3 separate regions of the Homo sapiens genome follow, and all the other regions are linked to region 2. The links are chromatin loops, found by intact Hi-C in ENCODE. Cell type or tissue: A673. All regions are shown on one strand.

Region 1 (5,000 bases), 280 kb after region 2:
TATTTATCAAATACCTATCATATGCCATGTACTTTGCTGGATATTGGAGATAAAATTAACAAAGACATCCTTGACTCTGTCTTCATTTAGCTTCCAATCTCCCAGGTATGCTTACCTCCCTTCTTCATGAAAATTCTATTTCCCAAACTCAGTCACTTATTACTACTTTTAAGATCTTTTGTATGTTGATATATTAAAAGTGTTATTATTTACTTAAGATTTACTTTACTCCCACTTAAGTTGAAAACCATTTTATAAGGAAATACTTTATTTCTCCTCTCAGAAAAGTGTGCACATGATTATAAACTCCACGAGACTTTGTATACTAATCACAACTTGCTCCTCACAGTGTCCTGCAGATGGTAAATAGAAGACATATAAATACAAATGCAATGAAAAAAAAAACCCTATTAATAAATTCTAGTTGAATCTTGTCTACCAATACCCAAATTAGTTAAAAGAGAGATTAGTACAGTTTAGAGACATACTTTAACCAAAATAAGACTTTTCCCATGAACTAATTGTAATTATTGGAAAGGAAATAACTTTGCTACGGTGTGCCTTGGTGTTACTTTATTCCATGTCCTTGTTCCACCTAATGGTCTTGCTTACCTACAATAACCATGCCATATGTTTTGTCAGGCCCTGGTCAGCACTGTTGGATTACTTATTAAGTTTTGCATGGAGAAATCTTTTTGATTGAAGGCCTAGAATTGCTTATATCAACTGGAATTATGAACCTAATTCCAATTTATTTTCTCTTTTTTTAGTAGTCTGTAGGTGACACATTTTCACAGCATTTGTAGCTATCCCAATATATTTTTGTTCTTTTTTTTTCTATTTACTGTAGAATGCGTAATCCTGGATCTCTTGTTCGCAAATCGACAGCCTGAAGCCCTCTGGAAGCCCAAGACTGCTGGAGGTAAGGCATGAACTTTTTTGCAATTATGTCTCTTCTGCATGGAATGATACTGCTGTTTGATTTAAGTTTGAACTTGGAAGATTCATTCCTTTAGGGAAATATTTAACCTAATCTTGATTTTTGCCTCAAATTGGCATTAGACGAGCTTGACTAAGTGGTCAGGTTGGGTTAGCTTTACAGATTGGATTCTTGATTTAATACAGCTCAAACTACAAGTATTATTATTATTATCTAAACCCTCTTTGCCAATTTAGAAAAAAATATAATAGGAGGAGAATAAAGATAAATAATAAAAGCACTGCCCAAGCACACCGTTTGAATCATAACCTGGGTCAGTGAGTTGCATGCCATACACTGACAGTCCTTTGTGGGGTGTTCCCAAATTTTATTCAATGTAAAGTGTGTTCTTTTCATAACCAAATGTGTACACTGTAATGGCCTTGTCTGTTAAGCAGCCACACAGGAAGGCAAGTTGCATGATGCCTATAGATGGAAATACTCCAAATTATGATCAAGTGATGGGAGAAGCAGCAGCCAAGTGCCAGAGAGAGTCTGTGAGTGGACATGTGGCTGCTGTTCCTCATGAATGTTGGTGGGAGCAGGGCCAGGGCAGTCGACAATTCTACGCACACAGTGACACGGCATTGGGTGACTGAGTGGACTTCATTGTGACTTTGCTTTTATAGACTCTGAGACACTGACGCACTGTCCTAGTCATTGTGTTGAAATCATTGCTGACTCTTAGTGATGTTTTCAGTTTGTTCATCTCCATAAATATATCTTCAAGATTCTGGTATGTTTCAAACTCCCACTTTCCCCCCCAGAAATGGGTCTTTCTGATTCAGGATTCACCTTCTGTCATAAGTCATACTTTCTTAATTGTTACTTTTTGAAATCAAGTTATGATATACACCTTGCTTAAACATTCAACTCCTTCAGTAATTTTCTTGATATTTTCAGCCTTTAAGTCCTACACAATCTGTCGTAAAGACTGCTGCTCTGGCAGACATGAGCCTTTATGATTTCTGTCTCCTGTGAGGGTCTGCACCTACTGAAAGGTTGATTCTCTGAGAAAGGCTGAATTACCATGAGATGGCAGTAGAGAGCAGCCTGGCAGATAAGCCCATATTCCTTGGTATTTGAGCCAGACTAGGGGCTGGGCCTAGTGGGAGGAGCTAGATTACAAGGTAGTCTGCTTTTGATTTTTAAGTGTCTTCCTGGGAAGAGAGCGAGGCATGTCTATGAAAGAAAATGCCGGTAGTAACATCTGAGGTTAACAAATGTGTGTCAGGAGAATGGAAGACAATTCCTGAAATATACCAACCTCCGGTGATCAGAGTTCTACCTGGCTGTGCTCTTTCTCTCTCTCTCTCTCTCTCTCTCTCTCACACACACACACACACACACACACACACACACACACACACACGAAAAAGAGAAAGAGAGAGAGGGAAGGGGGAAGGGGATGGAGGGAGAGAAAAGAGAATAGATAGAGGACACAAATACTTTATCCTTGGAAAGCAAGGTTAAGTGAGATCAGCAAAACGCAAGAAGGCAATTGTGACTGATAGGAGCCACGCAGGACAGCTGAAGTTTGAGACCATATTACCTTGGCTTTGCCATTTCGATTCTCAAAGGGGCCAAAGTGCTGCCGGATTAGACACTAGCATGGGCTCTAAATCCTGTGTATTTTAATAGCCCCTATTGTACAGAGAAATAAGAAAAAGTTAAAGATGGATGGCATTTTTAAAACGGTTGCCCAGAATGTGCCATGTCTTGCTTAAGTCACTTATTGCACTACTGGCAGTATTAGAATTAGAACCAAGTCCACATGCCCTAATTATCGGTAGGCCATGCTTTCCAAATCACAAGAGCAGGAGCAATTTATTTTTCTCTCAAACAGAAAAGATATTAAAAGGGAATTCAAAATGACCCTAGAACTCTATTGGAGGAATGTGGATGCCTCCATGTAGTAGAAGGAACATGGGGCTTTGTGGCCAAAGAGAACTGGTATCAAATCTTGCCTCCATCTCTTATAATCTATGTGGCATTAATCTTGTGGTTTGTGTATCTTAATTTCTTCTGAGCTTTAGAAGAAATCAATAACATATTAAAAATATCAAAAATATCAATAAAAATACCAATAACATTGATATAAAAAGTAGAATTGAGGATTAAATGAGATACACATATATAAAGGAGAGATAGGTGAAGACTGAATCCTGAAATTGTTCAATGTGGAAAATATTGATTTGATTTTTGGAACTGGATTCTGAAGTCTAAGGTAGGAGGTAGAATCACTTTTTTTGGGTTGAAGATGCTTTTGTTCTGTCAAGGACTACTTGCCTGGTTGCTTATAGTTATGCAGATAATAGAGCAAATGACACCCATTTTTCTGGAGAAAGACAGTGCCAATGTTTTGTGTAGTACCTGCCATTTGAAACTGTAACTGTGATAAGTTAGACAGCACTCTGCTCTCCAAAGAGTCATGGGAACTTCCTGGAAAAGAGACATTCAGACTCTACGTCTTCTCTAGGGTCAGTCTGAGGAAAAGAAAATGCTTTGCTAATCCTTTGGACAGCCGTGAGACTGGGGACATAGATGAGAGGAGGAGGCAGACAGGCCTCCCTGGAAAGGAGTGGCAGCCTCACCCTCACTTCACAGCTGGCAGTACCCACTGCACTCTGGGCCCTTCCCCTCAGCCACTGCAGAGGCAGCTTTGGTTCCAGTCCAAAACCGGGGCTAGAGAAGATTTAGGATTTGTGGAGCCAGTGGACCCTTGATAATACCAGGCCAAATCAGAGAGTCGGTACCTCTTGAGAGAGGGTCTGTGGCTGGGCCAGGGGAGTTCCTGAGCCAAGAGACACCAAGGCCAACTTTGGAAGTCATCTACATCACCTGTCAAAGCCAGTAATTATGCTGAAGTCCCCTGACTCACATTACACACTCTGAAAGAAAGAGAGTCACTAGCTGGCTCTCCATCAAGTCCTCAGGAAGTCTATATGTAAAATAGAGATTTGGTACCAGCATTATGCCTCTTCATAAAGTATGAACTTAAATTTTTCATGCGTTAGAGAATTGGGGTTAATGCTTAAAAAGAAAGCTTCTCATAAAATAAAACTAATGAAATATGGCTCTGAACGGATTTCAGAGACACGTCTTCCAGACTGCCTGGGGTCCCCTGGAAGGAAAAGGTTTGCTCTGATTATCAGCAAACTCTGAAAAACTGTGACTACACTGCTCGAAACTCATCATTTTCTTTCTTTTTCTTTGACCCAGAAACTCCTTCTTTCCCCTTGGACTCTTAAAACATCTATTAGTGACTATATTGTGATGGTGGCTTTGTAATCTCGCAATTCTGGCTCTTACATGGGGCAAGAAAAAAAAAATTGTTGGCAAGCTCATCGGGTTCTGGAAAGGCTGTGCCTTTCCCAGCTGGCCAGGGGAGCCGGAAGCCTGGGAAGGCTGTCCACAGGCTTTCTGGCAATGGTATAGGAAGAAAAAAGGAGAAGGAGGCTTAATTCCTAGCTGGCTGGACCTTGGAAGGTGGCCTCTTTTCCCTTTGGCTCATGAAGCTGAATAGAAGGCCAAGAATTCTAGCTGAGTTCCTGTCAGCTTGTCGCCTTGCTTTTGGACTCATGGAGTGAACTGAGTTGAGAAGAAGCTGAGGGCTGCCTGAGGCAGGCTTACCACTGAGCCATGAGGAAGACAGACCCTCCCTGTCACAATTGGAGTCAGAATATCTTAGCCAGAGGCCTCTCTCCTTTCAATTTAGAGAAGTAGATTGAAGAGTAAATGGCCTAATTAATTGTAGAATGTTTGCTCAATATTTGTTTTTTTTCTATTATACCATGAAATTACCATAAACAAAAACTACACTTTTATTTCTAGGCAATGAAAACCTTATTGCACAAAGGGTATGTGGCATTAAGTCTTAAACTTACAAGTATATCTTTCACAGCAAATGTCACATGACTTTAAAAATCATCTTAAAATATGATTCTTCTCAAAGCGTCTTGTGTGACTTCAATGAAATACTCATATGTGCAGCATCCCTCTAGTAGGTACTGACTTATTA
Region 2 (5,000 bases):
GAGTACAAGTCCCAGAGCTTTCCCTTAATAGCTGTGAGACTTGGGGCAGGTTACTTCTCTTCCATTTTCTCATCAATAAAATTGACAATATTAATACATATCTTATAAGGTTGTTATGAGGATCAAATGAGTATCCCTAATATGAAAATACAAAATACGAAATGCTCCAAGATCTGCAACTTTTTGAGCACAGACATGACACTCACAGGAAATGCTAATTGGAGCATTTTGGATTTCAGATTTTCAGATTAGGGATGCTGAACTTGTAAGTCTACTGCAAATATTCCCAAATCACCACAAAAAGATCTAAAATCTGAAACACTTGTAATCTCAAGAATAAGGAATACTGAACCTTATGTTTTAGCTGTTTGTCAAGGCCGAAATTGGATTATACTCTTCTCTGCTTAAAACCATCCAAAGGCTTCTCATTACACTTTGAATGGAATCCTTGTAGTCACATACATCAACTTCAATTCTCACCACTCTCTGCTTCCTTGGTATTTCTATGAAAAACAAAAACAAAAACAAAACAAAAAAACTCTTGTTCTGTCACAGGGCCTTTGTGCATGCTGTTCCCTTCATCTGGGACACTTTTATTGACTCTTCATAGCTTCTTCCTGCCCTTCATGTCTCTAGCTCTGCCTTCTCCTTGAAAAGCCTGTCTGTGACTTCTATTAATCTGCAGAATATCTCTTACTCTTTTTATTCACTCTTTATTCCTTATTGTCTCTTTAATAGACCTTATCTCAATTTGAGCTTTTCTTTTGTTTGGTTAACTCTTTTCCCCTCTATTTCATGACTAGATTTTAAATTCTGTGAAACAAGGATAATGTCTGTTGTGATTACATTTGTTCCCTTAATACTTAACAGAGAGTACAGCATATGGTAGACAACTAAATAAATATTGGGTGAGTGGGTAGGTGGATGGATGGATGGGTGGATGGGTGGATGGGTGGATGGATGGATGGGTGGATGGGTGGATGGGTGGATGGATGATAGGTTTGGTTGGCTGGCTGAGATTCTTACTATTAAGATCATGGAATTGTATTTCTGAGAGAAGCTAACTTAATATTTACAAGGTCAAATATATATGTCATATATGTGTCACTAAGGAGATACAGAAGGTTAAGTTATTAACACTCCTTATCATTTACTTCTGGTACCTAATGTCTTAAAAATGCTTGTCAAAACACCGGTGCATTTTGAAAGAGTTAGAGAGTTTGAGAGGGAGAGTGGGGAGGTAAGTGGACTGGGGGACTCTAGACTTGAAGATACTTCAGGCCAGGACAGACCTATGGGAAATTGCGTGTGGGGGCTAGGGAGTGGGCAGGGTTGAGGTGGAAGTATTAAGGTGTTGGTAGTCCAGGCATTCAAGAGGAAGTATCAGATCAGCATTTCACAAAGAACCAGGTCAAAAATACTACATAAAGTAACTTCTTCTTAGCTTTAGAGAATGTTCAGTAGGGCCTTGCACACATAGTACCAAAATATGTGAATGAAATATTTGTCTAGGAAATTACAGTTACCTGATGTCATGACATAAAAACAAAACTGTTTTCTTTCTTTGACTCAGCCAGTTTTTAAAATGGTAGTCAGTCAACTGGAGTATGTACATATGTGAGTGTATCTATCTTTACAGACAAACTTTTTGTTCCACCTAGGAAGATACTTCATATGGAAGATGTTTTCATGTACTGCTTTTTATCATAAAAGTATAAAGGCCTGGAAAGTTTTGTGTTGAATGATGTTCTCTTTGTCTTACCAGGAGGTGTCACTACAGCTCACTCAAACTTAACTAGTGCATTCTATAGGGATCAACCGGTGTCAGCACTTACCAGAATAGCATTACCTGCCTACTAAGTTTTCCACCAAGTTACGTAAAGGAAATTTGATGAAAAAAAGAATCATTTCCAGATGCCTATTTCTCCTCCATACAAATATTCTTATCATTAATTACCTGAAACTTAAAAACTTGTTTAATATTCTAGAAACAAATGGCATTTTTACTTTCCCTTGAGTGTTAAGTGGGGACAGTGGAGAAAAAAAGAGCAGAATAAAAAGAGGAAAGATGGACACAGAGAAACATGAAAAGAAGGGTGAAACAGAAGTGTTTCCAGTGACAATGTGCTGTGTGAAGACCCCAGAGCACATTGCTTTCTCACCTGTCTTACTTGGGCTGCATCATCCGTTCCCTGCCCTTTATCTCTGCCCAGATAAGTCTAACTTTCTCTGCCAGAGCTGGGATAATTAGAACAAAAATGATTATCTGGTGTTGAGCTAATATACTATCACAGCTCTTTGACATATATAATTTTCTATCTCCCCTGATAACATTATAAGATAGGTATTAATACAAAAATTTTCCAGGGGAAGAAAATGAAAATCAGAAAGTTTGCATGATTTGTGGTTATAATTGTGTATTTTACCATGGTCTTACCAGATGTCAAAACCACACTCTTGTTCTTTTCATGATGCCTCTAAAGGATCACTCTCACGGGAGACTTTCCTAATGTCCTTTAACCCCTGACCCTGACCAATTTAGGTATCTCTTCTCGGGGTTCCACTGCATCTTGTGCTCGCCGTGTTTGAACATTTATCATGAATGAGCACAGCCTTCTATTCTCTTGTCTACCTCTTCATCCAGAGTCTGAGCACTTTGAGGGTGGACACGATGTCTTGTTGAAAGAACAGAATGTGAGACCCCCATTAACTGGATGGGTGAGTAAGAGGAAAGGCTCACCTACAGATGGGGATTCAACGTGGGTGAGCGTGTGGATGAAGGACAGCAGAGAAAGCAAGGCCCCCCAGGCCACCTGCCTTCACCCACCACCACTGGCCTCAGGTGCTCCACAGCAAGTTATCAATGAAGGGGAAAGTTTCAGATTTTTTTTTTTTTGGAGACGTGAGAACAGGGTTAACCACCCAAGAAGCAGGTGATATTCATCCAGCATAGCCCACACGTTGTAGGTCCACTAGGACTGGAGGGAAGTAACTGGCATCTGAGGAGCTATGTGTTCTGCTGTCCTCCAGGTGGCAGCATGGCCCAGCTGTTGGAGACAAGCTCAGTTCTTGGACATCCCTAATGCTGCCAGACTCAGAACTGTTCTCAAGGCGTTTAGTGCCCTGGGAATGATTAATGGCTCTGCCCGTTCACTGCACCCGGAGGGTAATTGAGCCTGCAGTATTTTGGAGGCTGCAGAGAGGCTTTCTGAGCCACTGTCTGATAGAAGGGGCTGCAACATTTTGGATATTATATCCCTTGGGAGACCTCCTGGAGGACATTTGTGTGCCAAAAGAGATCTTTGGTAGAACTCTTTAAAGAGGAAAAAAGACAGCCCCCCTAAAATATGGGGAAATTGAGCAGTTTTAACGTTTTTTCAGAAATTTGGTTTGCTGTATGTTCCATATTCTTTTTTCCTTCTTTGGTTCTGAAATAATATTCCTTTCCACCTGACTTAAAGCAAATCCTTTGGAAGGTAGCTTATGTTAATTGACTGAGTATTTTGAAAGCATGCAGGCAGAGCTATGTAAAATGTCTTAATTTAAATCAGCGCTAAGCCCTTTCATATTGTAAGCTGAGGTATTTAAAAGTAAGATGATTGGAAATTTCTAAAGTTGCACACGATTCAAGAGAATGCGAAACATGTTAGAAAGAGCTACTGGCACGAGGCTACAGCATCCATTTATTCTCAATATACACATAATATCAATTATAGAAGACAACCAACAAAAGATCTTAAGCTTGTCAGGTTGGGTTTGTGTGGCTGCTTCTGTTCATTAGAATTTTGAGTAACTGGGAAAACTACCAGATTCTTAATGGTTTCTTGAACAGGATATACTAGGAGATCTTAGCACTGTTAAGAAAAAAAATCACATATAAATTCAAAAAACCTTTGCTCATCTATGTGGCCAAATGGGGAATCTAACCCTCCCCCTTTCTGTAGTTTGGATTTAAGTACCTGTGGTGGTGGTTTTTTAGCTTCTTCTGTGGATTCATTAATATCACTTTGGTACTTTCAAGAACAGTTGTTCTTCCCTAACCTGTGAGATTTTACTCTCCATTATAGAAGAGTCTCTCCTCCTAGCCTGTGATGATTTGATGCTGTACCCTGTATACGAGGTTATCTTCCAGATGTTTAGAGAGCCAAACTTAACTGGTTCTCTGTGTGCCAACACTTTTAAGTTTTCACAGGCAGTGAGTTTAAGGTCTTTAAATCATTGGAATAGAGTAGAAAATCAGAAGAACAATTAGGATGGCCCCTCAAATTCTGTTTTTAAATTAGGTTACAGATGTGCATAGACTGCTCTTCTATCTTGCCTTGCTTTGTTAAATTTATCTCAAAGATTGAACTTGCAAGTGTCTTTTTTTTTTTTTGTAATGAAGACCTAAGCTAAAGATTGAAAGAAAGGAGTGGAGAGGGGGAATTAATTGAAATAAATCCACAATAGTTCATTCATAGCCTCTAATTTAACTACCACAACAAAATTAGTGGGAAAAAAAAATCCTAGCATTAAGTCTTGTTTGATGATTCTTGACTCACTGAAGGGCTTTTCTCAGCCTACCAGTTTCTTTGGCTGTTTTGGATAATTTATCAGAAATGTCTTGAAATGACCTCTTGATATGGAGATCTGTATTCCCATGCCGTCATTAATTATTGCACTGTTTAATATATACACACTATGGAGTACTCTAAGTATTATTGTTTATATTTCTTATTTTTTTTACTAATTTTTCAAAATACAAATTTCTTTCTGTGTCATATTTGTAAACTAATAATAATTTTTGGATATATTTAAATCATTTCCTTGGGGAGTCAAAAGGCTTACTGTCCTAGAAAAGGACAGAGTTGGTATTACCTGACACATGTAACATAATGCCCTCCAACTTCATCTGAGTTGTTGCAAATTACAGATTTTCCTTATTTTTTTGTGGCTGAATGGTACTCCATTGTGTATATACCTCATGATCTCACTCACACGTGGAATGTAAAAAATTGATC
Region 3 (5,000 bases), 1.1 Mb after region 2:
TGCAGCCTGCATAGTGAAACCTTGTCTCTACTAAAACTACAAAAATTACCTGGGCATGGTGGTGGGTGCCTATAGTCCCAGCTACTAGGGAGGCTGAGGCAGGAGAATCGCTTGAACCCGGGAGGCAGAGGTTGCAGTGAGCCGAGATTGTGCCATTGCACTCCAGGGTGACAAGAGCTAGACTCTATCTCAAAATAATAATAATAATAATATTTTGGCTAGCCTTCAGAGGTAGAACTCTCTAGAGATGTGAAAAAGGTATGAATGACAAAGAGTCCTGAAAATCAGAGAACACATATTGGGCCTATGCAGGGAGATTTCAACTGGGGAGTTTTCGGTGCACTGCTGTTTAACTAATATCCTGCAGAGCCTACTTATTGCATACATAACAGTTATAGAACACAGGATTAGATGCCTCCAGAAAAGCTACAGGGAGTTAATTGTATGCCCAGTCGCACATCTACCCATTGCCACTTGAACTTTTTGTAGTAGAGGTCTCGATTGTCTATTTTCTGATTGGTAGGCTTTTTTATTACTTACTTTATGGAAACCCTAGCTAAGAGTAAATATGTATCCCCAAAGAAAAATGACTAACTTCTTAAACTTTGACAGATGCTCGCTATGTTTTCAATTTCCAAATAAATTCAAGCTTCGAGGCTATAACAGCTGTTCAGCCCCTGGTCTCATCACTCATACGTACATGTTCAATTCTGTTACTTTTACAGCGGAACTGAACACCATTGCTCCCATCATCTCCAACTTTTTCCTGGCCTCATATGCACTTATTAATTTCTCCTGCTTCCATGCCTCTTATGCCAAATCTCCAGGTAAGCTGACTTCCAAACTAAAATATGCCTAAGCAAACAGTTAGTTTGTCTCAATAAAACGAAATAAATCAGTGAAAAGTGTTCAATCTGTGTTTATATGTTTCCTTATATCCTAGTGGGAAGCGTAATCCACTTTATTTTGGTGAGTTTGGGGATGAGTTTTGAAATAGAAAAAGAATCATTTGAGCAATGGCCTTTTTGACCAACCAGAAAGTCAATTTTCTCCTGTGGCAATAAATTATTCATTGCAAGAGAAACCACACTTATTTCAGCAGTAGAAAAACACCACTATTTATTTCCAGGGTGAAAGTGACCACAGAAGTGGAATTAATCTATATATTTGAAACTTCCTTACTATCAAATTTGTTTCCTGCCCATGGTGCAGAAGAGAAGGATGAGTAGTTCCCATAATTACCTGCTGAGTGGAGGCAATGTAGACAGGCTGCATTGATGCTGGTGGCATCAGTGCACCCTTTGGGCTGTGGTTTAAAGCTGTTCAAAATTTCACACCAAAGAACCTTCCCCTTTCTAGTCACTCCTCACCTCTTCTTTGCTTTCATTGTCCACTACAGTTTCTTCTGCCTTTCTACCAGAATAGAGAGTTGTCATTATCTACCTTCAGAAAGTTCTCCACCTTGAGAACTTTTACCGGATATATAAACACATTTCCACTCATTGAGGGCCTGACAAGATATTAAGCCTCCTTTGGAAAAACTTGCTGCCAATAAGACAAAATATAGATGGCAGACCAATCTTAATCTAACGAATACTAGGCTACAGAAAGTAGCAGAGTATTTTTGTTTCTTTGTGTGTTTTGTTAACACAGAAATGTGTGACTCCATGCCATGTTATGGCCACTTTTGAAAAATAAGGTGAAATAATAGAGGCAGCCAGGGAAAAGAGTAAAAAAGAGAACGGGAAAGAAGGAGAGAGACAGGAAAATATAGAACAGCATATAGAGGAAGACACATGGATACACAAACCCAGAAAATGTCTGCCTCACACACACACACACACACACACACACACACGGACGGGAAGCCAGACTCAGAGAAAAATAAGACTATTTTCAATGATGTTCTTGAAGTGCTATGTCCATCTTGTGGCCATTTAGGAAATTGCTCCCAAACACTTAAAAGTTCTGCTGTGTTTTGGCAACTCCTAATTTAAAACATACCCCATTCATTAACAAAAGGTGCCCTTCGTATCAGAGCTTTTCCCTCCTGTCCATACTGTCTTCCAGTTGCTTCCATTTCAGGGAACTAAAAGAACACAGAAAACTCCCACGCACGTGCGCACTGTGAGAAATATTTTCATTGCAAAATGCATGACACATTAACACATTGGGTTTAAGAAGCCTTTGCTAGCCCTTAAGTTTAAAAAGCCATTTCTCCATCTTTTTTCATCAGTTATTATTTCTGAAAGGGCAAGCACTGTCCTCTTAGGGTAATGGAAGCTACCAGGAAGTCAAGCAGATTGACCCTTGATGACTACTCCACCTTCTCCAAGGGAGCAAAAAGCCCATTGTTTTCTCTTTTTCTTTCTCTGACAACCAAGAAGTTTCTCCTCCCCACCTGGTAGATCCCACTCTTTCCATTCCTCCTGCCTCTTTTCAGCTCCTGATGGCATAGATACTAGATGCTTAAGGTTTGGAAGTTTGGGAAGACAGTCGGGAGCACGGAGTATGGAGGGTCCTGAATGGCATATTTTTCAGATGCTTAACATTTCCTAAACTTTACAGCATTCTATTTGGTGTAAGTACCATCTTCATAGACCAGGGACCCAAGACCATAGGAAAATAATCACAGATTCTGGAACTTGGCCTAAAAGTTCTGATTCTTTATGTCAGGAAAAAGGCATGTTACCTGCATTCTTCTAATATTCAGTGCCATGATCATAGTAGAGTGGAAGTTTTCCTTCTGCATATTTTGTTTTCAGGATGGAGACCTGCGTATGGAATTTACAACATGTGGGTATCTCTTTTTGGAGCTGTTTTGTGCTGTGCAGTCATGTTTGTCATCAACTGGTGGGCAGCTGTCATCACCTATGTCATTGAATTCTTCCTTTACGTCTATGTGACTTGTAAGAAGCCAGGTAAGATAATGACTGTCTGGAATAGCGTTTCCAAATCTCTCTCTAACTACTCATTTATTAAGCATTTATTGAGCAGCTTCTATGGGCTTAGGTGAGGCATATGTAAGGTGGATATTAATAATATCGTGCAATATAATAGTAACAATAGTTGGGGCCGGGTGCAGTGGCTCACACCTGTAATCCCAGCACTTTAGGAGGCTGAGGTAGGCAGATCACAAGGTCAGGAGTTCAAGACCAGCCTGGCCAACATGGTGAAACCCCATCTCTACTAAAAATACAAAAATTAGCTGGGTGTGGTGGCGGGCCCCTGTAATCTCAGCTACTCAGGAGGCTGAGGCAGGAGAATCACTTGAAACCGGAAGGCGGAGGTTGCAGTGAGCCGAGATCACACCACTGCACTCCAACCTGGGCAACAAGAGCGAAACTCTGTCTCAAAAAATAAGAATAAGAATAAGAATAACAATAGTTAACCTTGTTGAGCACCTATTATATACCATGCACTCATTCAATCATCACAATACTATTAGTCCCATTTTACAGATGAAGAAACTGGGGTTCAAAGAGTTGACTACTTGCCAAAGTAATAATCAAGATGTGATGGAGCTGACCATATAACCAGAATGTGTATGATACCAAACCAACCTGACAAGCTTTCCATTACATCACTTTCTGTTTCTGATGTCCTGATAAATTAGATATAGTCCCTGTCCTCAAGGAGTTCACAGAGTCACACTTAAGGAATTAATTATGATACAATATAGTAACCACTATGAGAGTAATATGAGCAAATTGCTGAGAAAAGGGGAGGGAAGGATTAACTTTGGAATTATCCAGGAAAACTTTTTGGTTCCTAACTTATGTTCACAGAGTCAAACACTCAGTGGACATTTAACAAATATTTTTTAAATGAATAAATAAATGAGGGGTTTTTTAAATTAAAAAAAAAAGCAAGCAACTGGGGTTTGGTTAATCAGAGTCAGGGAATGGTATTTTGGGCAGAAGGTGAAGCATGAATGACATTAAGGACACATGCAAGTGCGGGGCAGCATATTTGGGAAGGCTCAAGGCCTTCAACACACAGAAAGTTCCTGAGTGATGGGGAGAAGGATCACAGGGAGAGCCTGGAAGAGTTGGTGGGGGCCAGATAAATAAGAAACATAAAGGTCATGCCAAAGATTCTGATGTTGTGAGCAATAGGAAGATGCCACAGGCTAATCAATTGGATAAACAATTGGATCTGAACTTTGGGTGTTGACTTTAGTACCATGTATATTAAATTTAAGAGGGGCTGCAGTCAGTGCAGTGCAGGGTAACCCAGAGCCACCCTCACATTCTCCTTTCCCTTACTCTGCCAGTAAAGCAGAGCTTGTAGTAACTACCTTGGAGGGGTCTGTTTAGCTTTTATGACTTTACCTATTGTTAACATCACATATAACTTACATATGGCAAAATTCAGCCCTTTTAAATGTGCTGTCTATATGTTTTGACAAACTCGTACAGTGCTGTAACCGTCATCAAGATACAGGATATTTCCATCATCCTCACAAGTTCCATTATACCCCTGTGTAGTCAATCTCCACCCTCCAACTTAGCCTCAGGCAGCTGCTTTTCTGACGTCTGATCCTGTAGCTTTGCCTTTTCCAAAATACCACATAAATAGAAACATACACGATATAGCCTTTGAGAAGACTTCCTTTCACTTAGCAGAATGCTTTTAGATTTATCCATGCTGTTGCATATGTAAGTGGTTTATTCTTTGGTATCACTGAGTAGTATTCTATTGTATGAATACATCACATATATTTTTAAATTCTGTTCACCAGTTGATGGTCATCTGAGTTGTTTTCAGTTTAGGTCCACAGCACTTTATGTGGACTTATGTTTTCATTTTCCCTTGGGTAAATATCTAGTAGTGGGATTTATGATTAATAGTAAGTGTATATATAACTTTATACGAAACTGCCAAACTGTTTTCTGTGGTAGCAGTATTATTTTCCATTCCTACAAGCCATGAATGAGAGTCCTAGATGCTCCACGTGTTTGTCAGCATGTATTATTGCCAGATGATTTTTTAAAAGC

What was found. A loop is a pair of places that touch in the nucleus more often than their neighbours do. Peaks named below come from ENCODE experiments on the same cell type or tissue, not always from the same donor. Only the 100,000 strongest peaks of a DNase experiment are listed, where the experiment ranks them.
Region 1: it touches region 2 in a loop (4-fold over the local background); 24 of 110 quality-filtered maps call a loop at or near these places.
Region 3: it touches region 2 in a loop (4-fold over the local background); 30 of 110 quality-filtered maps call a loop at or near these places.

Annotation. Positions count from the first base shown.
Region 1 is chr15:47,469,624-47,474,623 of GRCh38, forward strand. It overlaps a transcript of SEMA6D not described here. Among named protein-coding and RNA genes, the nearest start is that of SEMA6D, 250 kb to the right of the region's middle. In A673, a CTCF peak has its summit at 2,012 (motif pointing right); a DNase peak (open chromatin) is centred at 2,048.
Region 2 is chr15:47,193,143-47,198,142 of GRCh38, forward strand. It overlaps a transcript of SEMA6D not described here. Among named protein-coding and RNA genes, the nearest start is that of SEMA6D, 520 kb to the right of the region's middle. In A673, CTCF peaks have their summits at 1,775 (motif pointing right), 1,975 and 3,033 (motif pointing right); DNase peaks (open chromatin) are centred at 1,799 and 3,109; H3K27ac peaks cover 665 bases.
Region 3 is chr15:48,248,850-48,253,849 of GRCh38, forward strand. SLC12A1 (solute carrier family 12 member 1) reads left to right here. Exons shown (of 27, transcript NM_000338.3): 14 at 726-827; 15 at 2,766-2,921. Among named protein-coding and RNA genes, the nearest start is that of SLC12A1, 45 kb to the left of the region's middle. RefSeq lists an enhancer at 2,377-3,576. In A673, a CTCF peak has its summit at 1,937 (motif pointing left); a DNase peak (open chromatin) is centred at 1,882.